2 separate regions of the Homo sapiens genome follow, and region 2 is linked to region 1. Evidence: chromatin contacts called from ENCODE POLR2A ChIA-PET data. All regions are on one chromosome and are shown on one strand. Each heading gives the region's core, a stretch centred on a gene start or an enhancer-like site at or near the end of the contact. The rest is flanking DNA. Distances are from core to core; before and after follow the strand shown. Region 1 holds the start of LINC02320 (long intergenic non-protein coding RNA 2320). Region 2 overlaps MOK (MOK protein kinase).

Region 1 (5,720 bases), core at 2,309-4,808:
TCCTGTGCACCTTCAGCCCCCTCACCTTTCTCTCATTTCCTCATACTCGCCTGGGAAAAACCTCCAACCTGCTCAATTACAACACAGTGCCAGCACCTGTTAAGCTGAACGAGGTTGAAGGAAAACACGCAAAGATTCTGACCCTCCACTCAGGTTTTGGCTTCCCCCATTTCAGCAGCGCTCCACCACCACCACCAATTGTTGATTTGTCCTCCCTATTGGAGCCAACCCATCATCTCCCATTATAATAATTCATTCATTAAAAAAATTAAAACTTGATCTCTGATATGGTTTGGCTGTGTCCCCAACCACATCTCATCTTGAATTGTGGTTACCATAATTCCCACTTGTCATGGGAGGGACCCGGTGGGAGGTAATTGAATCATGGGGGTGGTTACCCCCATGCTACTGTTCTCATGATAGTGAGTGAGTTCCCACGAGATCTGATGGTTCAATAAGGGGCTTTCCCCCTTTTTGCTCGGTACTTCTCCTTGCTGCTGCCATATGAAGATATGAAGAAGGACATATTTGCTTCCCCTTCTGCCATGACTGTAAGTTTCCTGAGGCCTCCCCAGCCATGCTGAACTGTCAGTCAATTAAACCTCTTTCCTTTGTAAATTACCCAGTCTCGGGTATGTCTTTATTGGCAACGTGAGAACGGACTAATAAAATCTCTCTCTCCCTTTCTGCTCTCCTTTATAGCAAGACTCTTTGGAAGTATCCATCTGGGCCAGAGTGCAGTGGCATACTCACAGCTCACTGCAGCCTCGATCTCCTGAGCCCAAGCAATTCTCGCACCTCAGCCTCTTAGTAGCTGGGACTACAGGTGTGCACCACCACTCCCCGCTAATTTGTAAAAATTTTTTGTAGGCCGGGCGCAATGTCTCATCCCTGTAATTGCAGCACTTTGGGAGGCCGAGGTGGGCGGATCACCTGAGGTCAGGAGTTGGAGACCAGCCTGGCCAACATGGTGAAACCTTGTCTCTAGTAAAATACAAAAAATTAGCCAGGTGTGTTGGCGGGCACCTGTAATCCCAGCTACTCAGGAGGCTGAATGAAGAGAATTGCTTGAACCTGGGAGGTGGAGGTTGCAGTGAGCTGAGGTTGCACCACTGCACTCCACCCTGGGCTACAGAGCGAGACTCTGTCAAAAAAAAAAAAAATTAAAAAAAAAATTTGTAGAGACAGAGTCTTGCTATGTTTCCCAGGTTGCTCTGGAACTCTTGGCCTCAAGCAATCCCTACCTCAACTTCCCAAAGTGCTGAGCTTATAGGTGTGAGCCCCTGCACCCAGCTGGAAGTATCTATTCTTATTATCTTCAATTTTTCTCCTCCCATTTTCTCTTGAACCTTTTCAATCAGTATTTGCCTCCTACCACCACATTGAAGCCCTCCAGTGGCTTCCCTATTTCATTTGGGATAAAATCCAAAGTCTTGGCCAGGTGCGGTGGCTCATGCCTGTAATCCCAACACTTTGGGAGGCCAAGGTGGGCAGATCACTTAAGCTCAGGAGTTCAAGACCAGCCTGGGCAACATGGTGAAACCCCATCTCTACAAAAAGTACAAAAATTAGCCATGTGTAGGGGCGCATGGCTGTAATCCCAACTACTTGAGGTGCTGAGGCAGGAGGATTGCGTGAACTTGGGAGGTCGAGGCTGTAGTGAGCCAAGATCATGCCACTGCACTCCAGCATGGGTGACAGAGCGAGACCTTGTCTCAAAAAAGAAAAATAAAGCCAGAGTCTTCGCAGTGCCCACAAGACCCTACGTGACCTGATCTCCCATGACTCATTGCTCCTCGACAGCCACCACTCCGTTCCATGGAGTAGCCCAGGCCAACTGCTCTGCAGCCAAACTCAGGGAAACTTGGAGAACATGTGTGGACCAGAGGACCCCTTCCTCCTGGCTACCAAAAGAACCCCCAAATCCTGCAGCCCACCAGCTGTGTGCCCAGACACAATCTGGAGTAGAGGAGTAGACAGTGGCAGCCATCAGAAGCCCCACTGGCCAAACACTTCAGCCTCAGAATGCTGAGCTGCTCAAAGAACTGGTTAAATGTTTGTATTAGACCAAGGTTACTAGAATGGATGTTTCTCCCCATTGTATTACCCAGCAGAGAGTACCTTTCAAGAAAGATCAGATTAATTAAGTAGGAAAATGAAGACACTCTATTTTCTTTGCACATCTGATGTATTGTGAGTGATTTTGTGACCCTGCTACGTGCACGCATATGCACAGAAAAAAAATATCTTAGAATGTAGACCAAAATATTAACAGTGGTTATGGATGAGTGATGGATGAGTGAACTAACTATAGATTTGGAAGGATATTGTCTGTTTTAAAAGAAAATGAACACTTTCACTCCCAAACAAGACGGAATGTAGAGACTGGATTTCCTCTCCTGCCTGAAAAAGTCAAAATAAATTGGACCAAATATATAAAACAAGAGTTCTCAAGACACTGGATGATATGGTTTTGCTATGTCCCCACCCAAATCTCATCTTGAATTGTAGCTCCCATAATTCCCATGTGTTGTGGGAGGGACCTGGTGGGAGATATTTGAATCATGGGGGTGGTTTCCCCCATACTGTTCTCGTGGTAGTGAACAAGTCTCACGAGATCTGATGGTTTTATAAGGGGTTTCCCTCTCCACTTGGTTCCATTCTCTCTTGTCCACCACCATATAAGATGTGCCTTTCACCTTCTGCCATGATTGTAAGGCTTCCCCAGGCCCGTGGAACTGTGAGTCCATTAAACCTATTAAACCTGTTTTTCCTTATAATTTACCCAGTCTCGGGTATGTCTTTATCAGCAGCATGAGGACAGACTAATACACTGGATATCAGGTAACTAGGCACAATGATTTCTGAGAATGTGGAAAATAAAGTGAGCCTGCAATTAACCCAGCTTCCTTTCTTGAGAGGGTTTCCAAGCTACAGTATGGACAAGGGTACCCAGGTGGGGCCTGGCAGGCTCTTCGAGTTGGGAAGACAGAGCTGAGAGTCCAGGGAGACTCTGGTCACAGGTAGGGGCAGGGGGGTGATGCTGAGAGCCCCTGGGGCATGCCTGCCCTCTACAAAGCTCGTGGTTGAATGCAGGGAGGTGGTCTGGGGGTGGACTTGGGCAATGGGGAGGCTGCATGGGTTAGAGCCAAGCTCTCCCCTCTTCCAGTCTGTCTGGGCCTCTGCAGCTCCCGGTAACTTTGCACTGATTCCAGAGACAGTGATTGCTCAGGTACCCAGGTCTGGGTGTAATTAAAAAAAAAACAAAACAACAACAACAACAACAACAACAACAAAAAACCAAACCTGGCTCTTGGTGCTTTCAGAGATGGCTCAGAGCAGGAATTCTCTAGCTTTGGGGTGCATCCTCAGAGGTGGGGGGGGGCTTGCTGAAAAGACAGGTGTATGGTCCCACCTCAGGCCTGCTGAACAGAAGCTCTGGAGCAGGCTCAGGAGTTTCTTTTCTAACAGGCTCCCCGAGAGATCCTAGCAAATGTTTGCACAACACTCACTTGGAAGCTATGTGACCAAAACCATGATCACAGGGTTGTCCCTGAACACGGTGGGGAAATAACCTCTCCCTTAAATCTCCCCTGCGTGGTGACTTAGGGGAGGAGCCGGAAGAGAGCAGTGCTTCACAATAAAAGGAAGAATTGCTTGAACGGAGGCGTTTCAGGCATGAGTCACAGGCCGGGTGTGGAAGAGGAAAGTGTGAAGCAAGGTAGGCTTCCCAGCACCCCTCCATGCACAGCAGGGGCTGGCCAGCCTCAGCCAGGCCAGATGGAGCCCTGGAGGGTGGGGCTGGCTGCCCAGCTAGAGTGTCTCCTTTTACTTCCAGCAGGAAAAAAAGGCCTCCTGTCAATAGCAGAATCATCTACGTTTTCCCTGCCTTCCTCACTTAAATGCTTTCGAGGAGTGGGAGGAAGAAATTGGAGGCTGGAATGAATACCCTTTGCCCTCCTCTGAAAGCAGCCTGGGAGGGGTGACGGGGTGTAGGAGCAGAGACTTCAAGTGGCCCCCACCTGCCAAACCATTCTCAGGGACAGGTACCAGCTGGGATGTTGGCAGCAGCCGCTCCCCTGCAAGGAGAACCTCCCACTTCCTGTCCCGCACACCTGCCTCATTGGAAAGTGACGCACCCACTGTTTGGCCTCGGCAGCCTGATGTTTCTCATCACACAGGAAGACGGTCATGCTACAGGAAGACCTCGGACTTTGCATCCAGCAGATGTGAGTTCAAATTCCAGCTTTGTAATTTGCAAGCTCAGAGGTGGATTTGCTGGGAAGCTAAACAAGCTTACCTGCAGAGCCCCCAGCTTGCATGGGCCCCTCCCAAGACCTTAACCTCATTTTGTATTCATAATTTTGTAGTCTTTTCCCTTCAAAAGGCAGCCCAAATTTAAAAGCATTAAGCCCCACAAGACCTGAGTCCACCTAGGAGGTGGGAGATATCCCTTGCAGCATGAGAATAATAATTACCACCTCGTAGGGTTGTTCTAGAGATTGTCAGACCGAGACCACGCCACACACCCAGAAGGCACCCAAGTCACAGAGCCTGATATTGTTCCTGGAGCGCCATTGCATCATCCTTGACCACAAGATCTGCGTCATTGGATTTGTCTCAAAAACTTGGGACTCTGGAGATAAAACCTCATTGCAAGGCTACCTTTGCCACTGTATCTTAGCAGCTTTTGAAGCAAAGCATTTCAATATTTAGACACTGTGTTTCTAATGGGTACTGGGATCAAAATAATAAAAACTCAGTCTGCAAAGGGAGAAGAATAGAAACCAGCAGATTTATTATTTCACAGAATGTTCCTCTCCTCTCAGGTAAACATGCCTAATAATATCTGCTTAACTAATGAGCACCCGCATTGTCAGTGGGGCCTTGACTCTGACGACGTAATGCATTTCTGTGCCATTGCACCCCCCACCCATCTCGGAGAGCATCTGAAAATTAAGTGGGGCAGATGTAATTATGCATCTAATATGCAAGGTACATGTGCATGTAGAAGTGTGCATTGTGTAAACAACTGTATCAAATCAACTGCATGTATCTGCTTGGCTCACGTCCTACAAGCACAATTTTCATTTTATTCCAGTTACTTCTTTTTTTTTTTTTTTTTTACAGAGTCTCACTGTGTTGCCCGGGCTGGAGTGCAGCAGCGCCATATTGGCTCACTGCAACCTCCGCCTCTCAGGTTCAAGCAATTCTCATGCCTCAGCCTCCCAAGTAGCTGGAATTACAGGCATGCGCCACCACACCCAGCTAATTTTTGTACTTTTAGTAGAGGTGGGGTTTCACCATGCGTTGGCTGGTCTCAAACTCCTCACTTCAGGTGATCTGCCCACCTTGGCCTCCCAAAGTCCTGGGATTACAGGCATCAGCCACCATGCCCGGCCTTCCAGTTACTTCTTGCTGGCTAATAAATCACCCCAGAACCAAGTGGCTTAAGACAGCCATGAGTGTTTTGTAACAAGCATTGGATGACTATTTCCCCCAGCCCTGGGGACTAACTAGGCTCAGCTTATCTGGGTCTTTCATCCAGTTGCAGTCAGTGGCTTGTGTTTGAGTCATCTGAAGGCTTCCTCACTCACACAGCTGGCATTGGTGTTGCCTGTTGGCTGGGATCCCAGCTGGGAGTGCTGGCCTCTGTGTGTGGACTGGGCTTCCTCCTAGCATGGCGGCTGTGTTCTGAGGCCCAGCGTCCTGAGAGAGGT
Region 2 (5,642 bases), core at 120-2,619, 530 kb after region 1:
GCAGTGGCACGATCTCAGCTCACTGCAACTTCTGCCTCCCAGGTTCAAGCGATTCTCCTGCCTCAGCCTCCCAAGTAGTTTGGACTACAGACACATGCCACCACGCCCGGCTAATTTGTTTTGTATTTTTAGCAGAGACAAGGTTTTGCCATATTGGCCAGGTTGGTCTTGAACTCCTGACCTCAAGTGATCCACCTGCCTCAGCCTCCCAAAGTGCTGGGATTACAGGCATAAGCCACCACGCCCGGCCTTTTTTATTTTTTATTATTTTTTTTGAGACGGAGTCTCGCTCTGTCACCCAGGCTGGAGTGCAGTGGCATGATCTTGGCTCGCTGCAAGCTCCACCTCCTGTTACACCATTCTCCTGCCTCAGCCTCCCGAGTAGCTGGGACTACAGGCGCCCGCCACCACGCCCGGCTAATTTTTTTGTATTTTTAATAGAGACGAGGTTTCACTGTGTTAGCCAGGATGGTCTCAATCTCCTGACCTCGTGATCCGCCTGCCTCAGCCTCCCAAAGTGCTGAGATTACAGGCGTGAGCCACCGCGCCCAGCCCCTGGCCTTTATTTTTATTTTTTGAGACAGAGTCTCGCTCTGTCGCCCAGGCTGGAGTGCAGTGGAACAATCTCAGCTCACTGCAACCCCCGCCTCCTAGGTTCAATCGATTTTCCTGCCTCAGCTTCCTGAGTAGGTGGGACTACAGGCATACACCACCATGCCCGGCTAATTTTTTTGTGTGTATTTTTTAGTAGAGACAGGGTTTCACCTTGTTAGTCAGGCTGGTCTTGAACTCCTGACCTCAACTGATCCACCCGCACTGGCGTCCCTCCTAAAGTGCTAGGATTATAGGCATGAGCCACTGCACCCAGCTTTATATACATCAACTTTTATGGATGTAGAAAAACTTGGCTACTTATGCTATTTGTTTTGTTAGTAATTTACTATCACACACATATTTTAAGTCACATATAAAATAAATATTGATATAATGCTTTTTCCACTATCCAACTTCATAAAAACAATTTTATTTGAACTCTTCATATATATCTTCAACATCAGTGTCTTCTTCCATCACAAAAATAGTTTATCAATCTAAAAATTTTCCATAGCACATCATCTTCAGTTTGGCTCAAATTGTAAGATAATACACCATCTAAATCATCTATGATGCTGTCACTAAAATTCTTTTCCAAGTCATAAGTAGTCACTCATGTGACAGTAGGACAGTTGTTTTTTATCTGTCCTCTAGGTATAATGTGATTTGTAAAATGTAACACTTGCTATGTTGCTTTCTTAGTGAGATATACAAGGTTCATTTGTTCTGACATCTAACACAACCATTAGTCAGACCCCCAGGAACAATTGGCTCAGTGTGGGCCAGCCTCTCCTTTTCTCCTGTTCCCCTCAGGCAACCTCTATAAGTATCTCAAACCAGCCCTGACTGAGGTCACCTCAGGCAAACATGCTCTCTTAAACAGTGCTTTATTGTTCAGAAAAAAGGAAATGAACGAGCATCCTGGAAAATGGTAGGAGCTTCCCTCACATGCAGGGCAGTATTTTGGAGGGAAAGCTCTGCCTTAAGAGGCATGGAACAGAATGTCGAGCAACAGCAGATCTGGGGAGCAGAGAGGCCCCTGAGCCAGCGGGCCTGCACACACATGCCCACGGCGGGGCTGGCTGCAGGCGCTCTGCAGCAGAGCTGCCCCTGCTGCCTCCCGCCACTCTCCCCCAGATCACATGGGCACCCAGAGGGCCTGGGGCTTCCTTTCTTGTTTGCAGCCATGTTCTGAGTAGATGAGCAGTCAGAAAAATGCCTCCTGGTGAATGAAGTGACCCTGTACTGTGTATTATATATAACTACAGCACTATGGTGACTAATGATGTTGAGAATAACTAAGCATATATGAATTACAAGCCTTAAAAGAGGATCTTAGGTTAGCTTTCAAATTATTCTACGTACCTCGTATTAGCTCATAAATATTCATGTCCATAAGTTCACATATTAGTGCAAGAGAACCAGATTTTCTGTCACTGAAGAAGAAAGCAAGTTTTTAAAATAAATTTTCTGGCCTTAATCAGAAAATATAATCCAATATTTAATTCATTTGTAAACATTTCTAGTAAACATTAGGTACTCCCACATCAAATACTACAGTGTAATTGCTGAAACAGTAAAGGTTTTGATTTTAAATCAGTATTTCAGATAAAATTAACTAAAAATACTAGCAAAACCCAACTTTGAACAAAATTCTAGAAGTTGAAAACAGATATGTCTTGAAAATACATAATTAATTATCAGCAGAAAGAAGAAAAAGGTTGGGGAGTTGGGTAAGCAAAACAATAAAAGAGGCCAGGCGTGGTGGCTCACGCCTGTAATCCCAACACTTTGGGAGCCCGAGGTGGTCGATCACTTCAGGTTAGGAGTTTGAGACCAGCCTGGCCAACATGGTGAAACCCCATCTCTACTAAAAATACAAAAGCTGGGTGTGGTGGCGTGTGCCTGTAGTCCCAGCTGCTCGGGAGGCTGAAGGAGGAGAATAGCTTAAACCCGGGAGGCGGAGGTTGCAGTGAGCCGAGATCGTACCACTGTACTCCAGCCTGGGCAACAGAGTGAGACCCTGTCTCAAAAAAAAAAAAAAAAAAAAGAAAGAAAGAAAGAAAATTAATTCGTGCTCCATGACTGCAAATTTAATTTTAATTTAGCTAAATTCCTTCCATGTAATTGGGATAAATCACAATGGGAGAGTAAAAACCAAAAACCAGTCAGGGGAAAAAGAGAAAAACGAGTCACATCACAAGTGTGTGATATCAACGCTGACACAGAATAGGGACAGAGACTGCTGGCTGAGCCACCAACTTCTGAGTTCAAGCAGGCCCTTAAAGGGTTCCCAGAGTCCTGAGCAAGAGCCTGTATCATCCCAGACCCTACTCTGGGTGCCTCCAATCTGGCTGGAAGAGGTCTCGGTTGTTCCGAGGTCCATGTGAGATTCTGGACAGAGTACTTTGTAAAGTGCGTGGGAAGTGCACGACGTGCATGCAGTGTTGAGACTATTACATACAAACTGCACTCTCTGGACCTGGCCCAAATTGACTTCTAAGAACGCTACAGGACAGGAACCCACACAGTTATAACAAGACATTTCATTTTGAGTTTAAAACTGTTTCATTCTCTGATTAAAATCTACCAGACTTTAACTGGCAGTGAAGTTTAACTGGAGTTCCTTGGCCGATCTTACAGGCCAGGCTCCCTCCGGAGCCACAGCGAAGCTTCTACACTGAGGTGCACCCTCTCAGAGTGTCAGTGCCATTCTAGCCCACAGCAAAGAAGGTCCCAAAACCCTGTAGCCTGACTCCCTGGTTCAGTGAGGTCTGTAAGCACAGCACAGAGCTGTCAGGAAGAAGGCTTCCCAGGCTCAGGCAGGCACCGAGGGACAAGCTGTGCTCTGCCTTTTTGAATGATAGATAAGCCTTATGGAAACTATTCTATAATTAGAACAGAAATGAAAAATCCCCAGAAATGTTATCAATTACAGTAAGAAAGACTACAGGAGACTGTTCAGAAATGGCAACTGGCAGGGACAGAATGAGAATGTACAATCCCTGAAATAACACAAACAGTGCTTTCCCAGTAGGTCAAAATTCACACTCAAGACCTTAGCAGCCTAACTGAGCTCCAGGAGATGAACTGTTTGCATGACGGATGCTTTTATGATGTGGAGTCACCTAAATGAAGGCATTTCCACATTAATTAAGAATCAGATGCTGGCCGGGCACAGTGGCTCATGCCTGTAATCCCAGCATTTTGGGAGACCAAGGTGGGTGGATAACCTGAGGTCAGGAGTTTGAAACCAACCTGGCCAACATGGTGAAACCCCATCTCTACTAAAAATACAAAAATTAGCTGGGCGTGGTTGTGGGTGCCTGTGATCCCAGCTACTCGGGAGGCTGAGGCAGGAGATGGCTTGAACCAGGGAGGCGGAGTTTGTTGTGAGCCAAGATCACGCCGCTGCACTCCAGCCTGCATGACAGAGAGAGAGACTCCTTCTCAAAAAATAATAATAAAAAAAAGAATCAGATGCACATTTTTCCAAATAAAAATGTGATGTAAGATGAAGTAAAAATGGTTACTCTCTGAGCTACAAAGTAAATATTCAAAATGTCTACCATGGTTTTCTTTCTTAAAAAGAGATTATTTTCATCAAATTTAGATAACTTTTCAAGCTCCAAATATACTTACAAAACCACTTCATGCAACATAAGAATGTTTGGGTGCGGATTCAGGCGCCTCAGTGCTTGGATCTCTCGTAGGTTGTTGACTTGCTCAATACTATCGTGTAGGTAAAAATGGATAGCTCATTCACAGTTTAGGTCAACTTCAAAATTAGAGTTACTTATTATCCAGGATCACAATTTTAAAACTCACAAATATTTCAAGCAAGTTAATCAGGTTTTATTTCTCCCATTAGAAACTGAAGTTAAGCATACCTCATTGCTGCATTAAAAAATCAAGGTTCTTATAGCTAGAACATACGTTAAAATTTTTCCCATCTAAGATCCTGAAAGAATACTTGGTAGTTTATTTTACATATTAACAAACATAAAAGTAGACATTAAAACTTATGATTAATTAATAAGATTAATAATTAAGATTTAGTCTTCAGTTTATAGATACACTATCTGAAAATGAGCATTTCAAAGTTCCAAGAAAAGACCCACCCCTCCTTTTTTTTTTTGTTTTTGAGACAAAGCCTCACTGTCATCCAGGCTGGAGTGCAATGGTGCAATCATGTCTCACTGAAGCCTCAACCTTCCAGGCTCAGGTGATCCTCCCACCTTAGCCTCCTGAGTAGCTGGGACCACAGGTGCATCCCACTATGCCCTCTCAAACTCCCAGGCTCAAATGATCGGCCCGCCTCAGCCACCCAAAGTACTGTGATTACAAGCGTGAGCCACTGTGCCCGGCCTCTTTCTTATCTTTAATGATGCTATACTCTTTTTGATTTTTTGTTTTTTTGAAACGGAGTTTCTCTCTTGTTGCCCAGGCTGGAGTGCAATGGTGTGATCTTGGCTCACTGCAACCTCTGCCTCCCGGGTTCAAGCGATTCTCCTGCCTCAGCCTCCCAAGTAGGTGGGATTATAGGCACCCGCCACCATGCCTGGCTAATTTTTTTATTTTTAGTAGAGATGGAGTTCACCATGTTGGCCAGGCTGGTCTCAAACTCCTGACCTCAGGTGATCCACCCACCTTGGCCTCCCAAAGTGCGGGCATTACAGGTGTGAGCTACCACGCCCGGCCCTCTTTTCCATTTCATTCACTTGGTGACAAGCATTCTCTTGGCAGGTGTGCCTTATTGCAGGCTCTTCTTTATGAAGACTGCTCTGCCAATACAAATCATGCCAAAACAGTGCAATCAGGCCCAAGGCCTGAGGCTAGCTATCACTGCCCTCTAGACAGACCTCTTTTGAGAATGCCACTTCACCACGGTAGGCCCATGGGGTCACACCTAATTGAATAATTCAATTCACCAGAAATTTTCATCTCAGGGGCTCCAAAAGGAACTAATTGTGGGACTATTTTTTCAACTGGCAAATTCTGTTCTATAAACTTTTAACATATATTGGAAAGTTCAACATTTGTTTGGT

The links. ChIA-PET counts read pairs that join two places held with the same protein, here RNA polymerase II (POLR2A).
Region 2: POLR2A ChIA-PET joins it to region 1 with 15 read pairs in activated T-cell. The contact joins the enhancer-like site here to the promoter of LINC02320 in region 1. POLR2A ChIA-PET finds 5 or more read pairs at or near these places in 3 of 52 experiments (activated T-cell, activated naive CD4-positive, alpha-beta T cell and naive thymus-derived CD8-positive, alpha-beta T cell).

What each region holds. Positions count from the first base shown.
Region 1 is chr14:101,727,748-101,733,467 of GRCh38, forward strand. LINC02320 (long intergenic non-protein coding RNA 2320) reads right to left here and starts at 3,559. Exons shown (of 6, transcript NR_184269.1): 1 at 3,307-3,559. It overlaps LINC00239 (long intergenic non-protein coding RNA 239), which reads left to right and starts at 2,690. Exons shown (of 4, transcript NR_026774.1): 1 at 2,690-2,740; 2 at 3,610-3,721; 3 at 4,041-4,229; 4 at 4,489-4,778. RefSeq lists enhancers at 3,125-4,324, 3,367-3,426, 4,157-4,256.
Region 2 is chr14:102,261,587-102,267,228 of GRCh38, forward strand. MOK (MOK protein kinase) reads right to left here. Exons shown (of 12, transcript NM_014226.3): 3 at 4,237-4,326; 4 at 1,960-2,030. Among named protein-coding and RNA genes, the nearest start is that of MOK, 41 kb to the right of the region's middle. Within about 2 kb of position 1,370, at least 5 of the 41 ENCODE cell types and tissues checked have a DNase peak (open chromatin) inside an H3K27ac peak, as active enhancers do.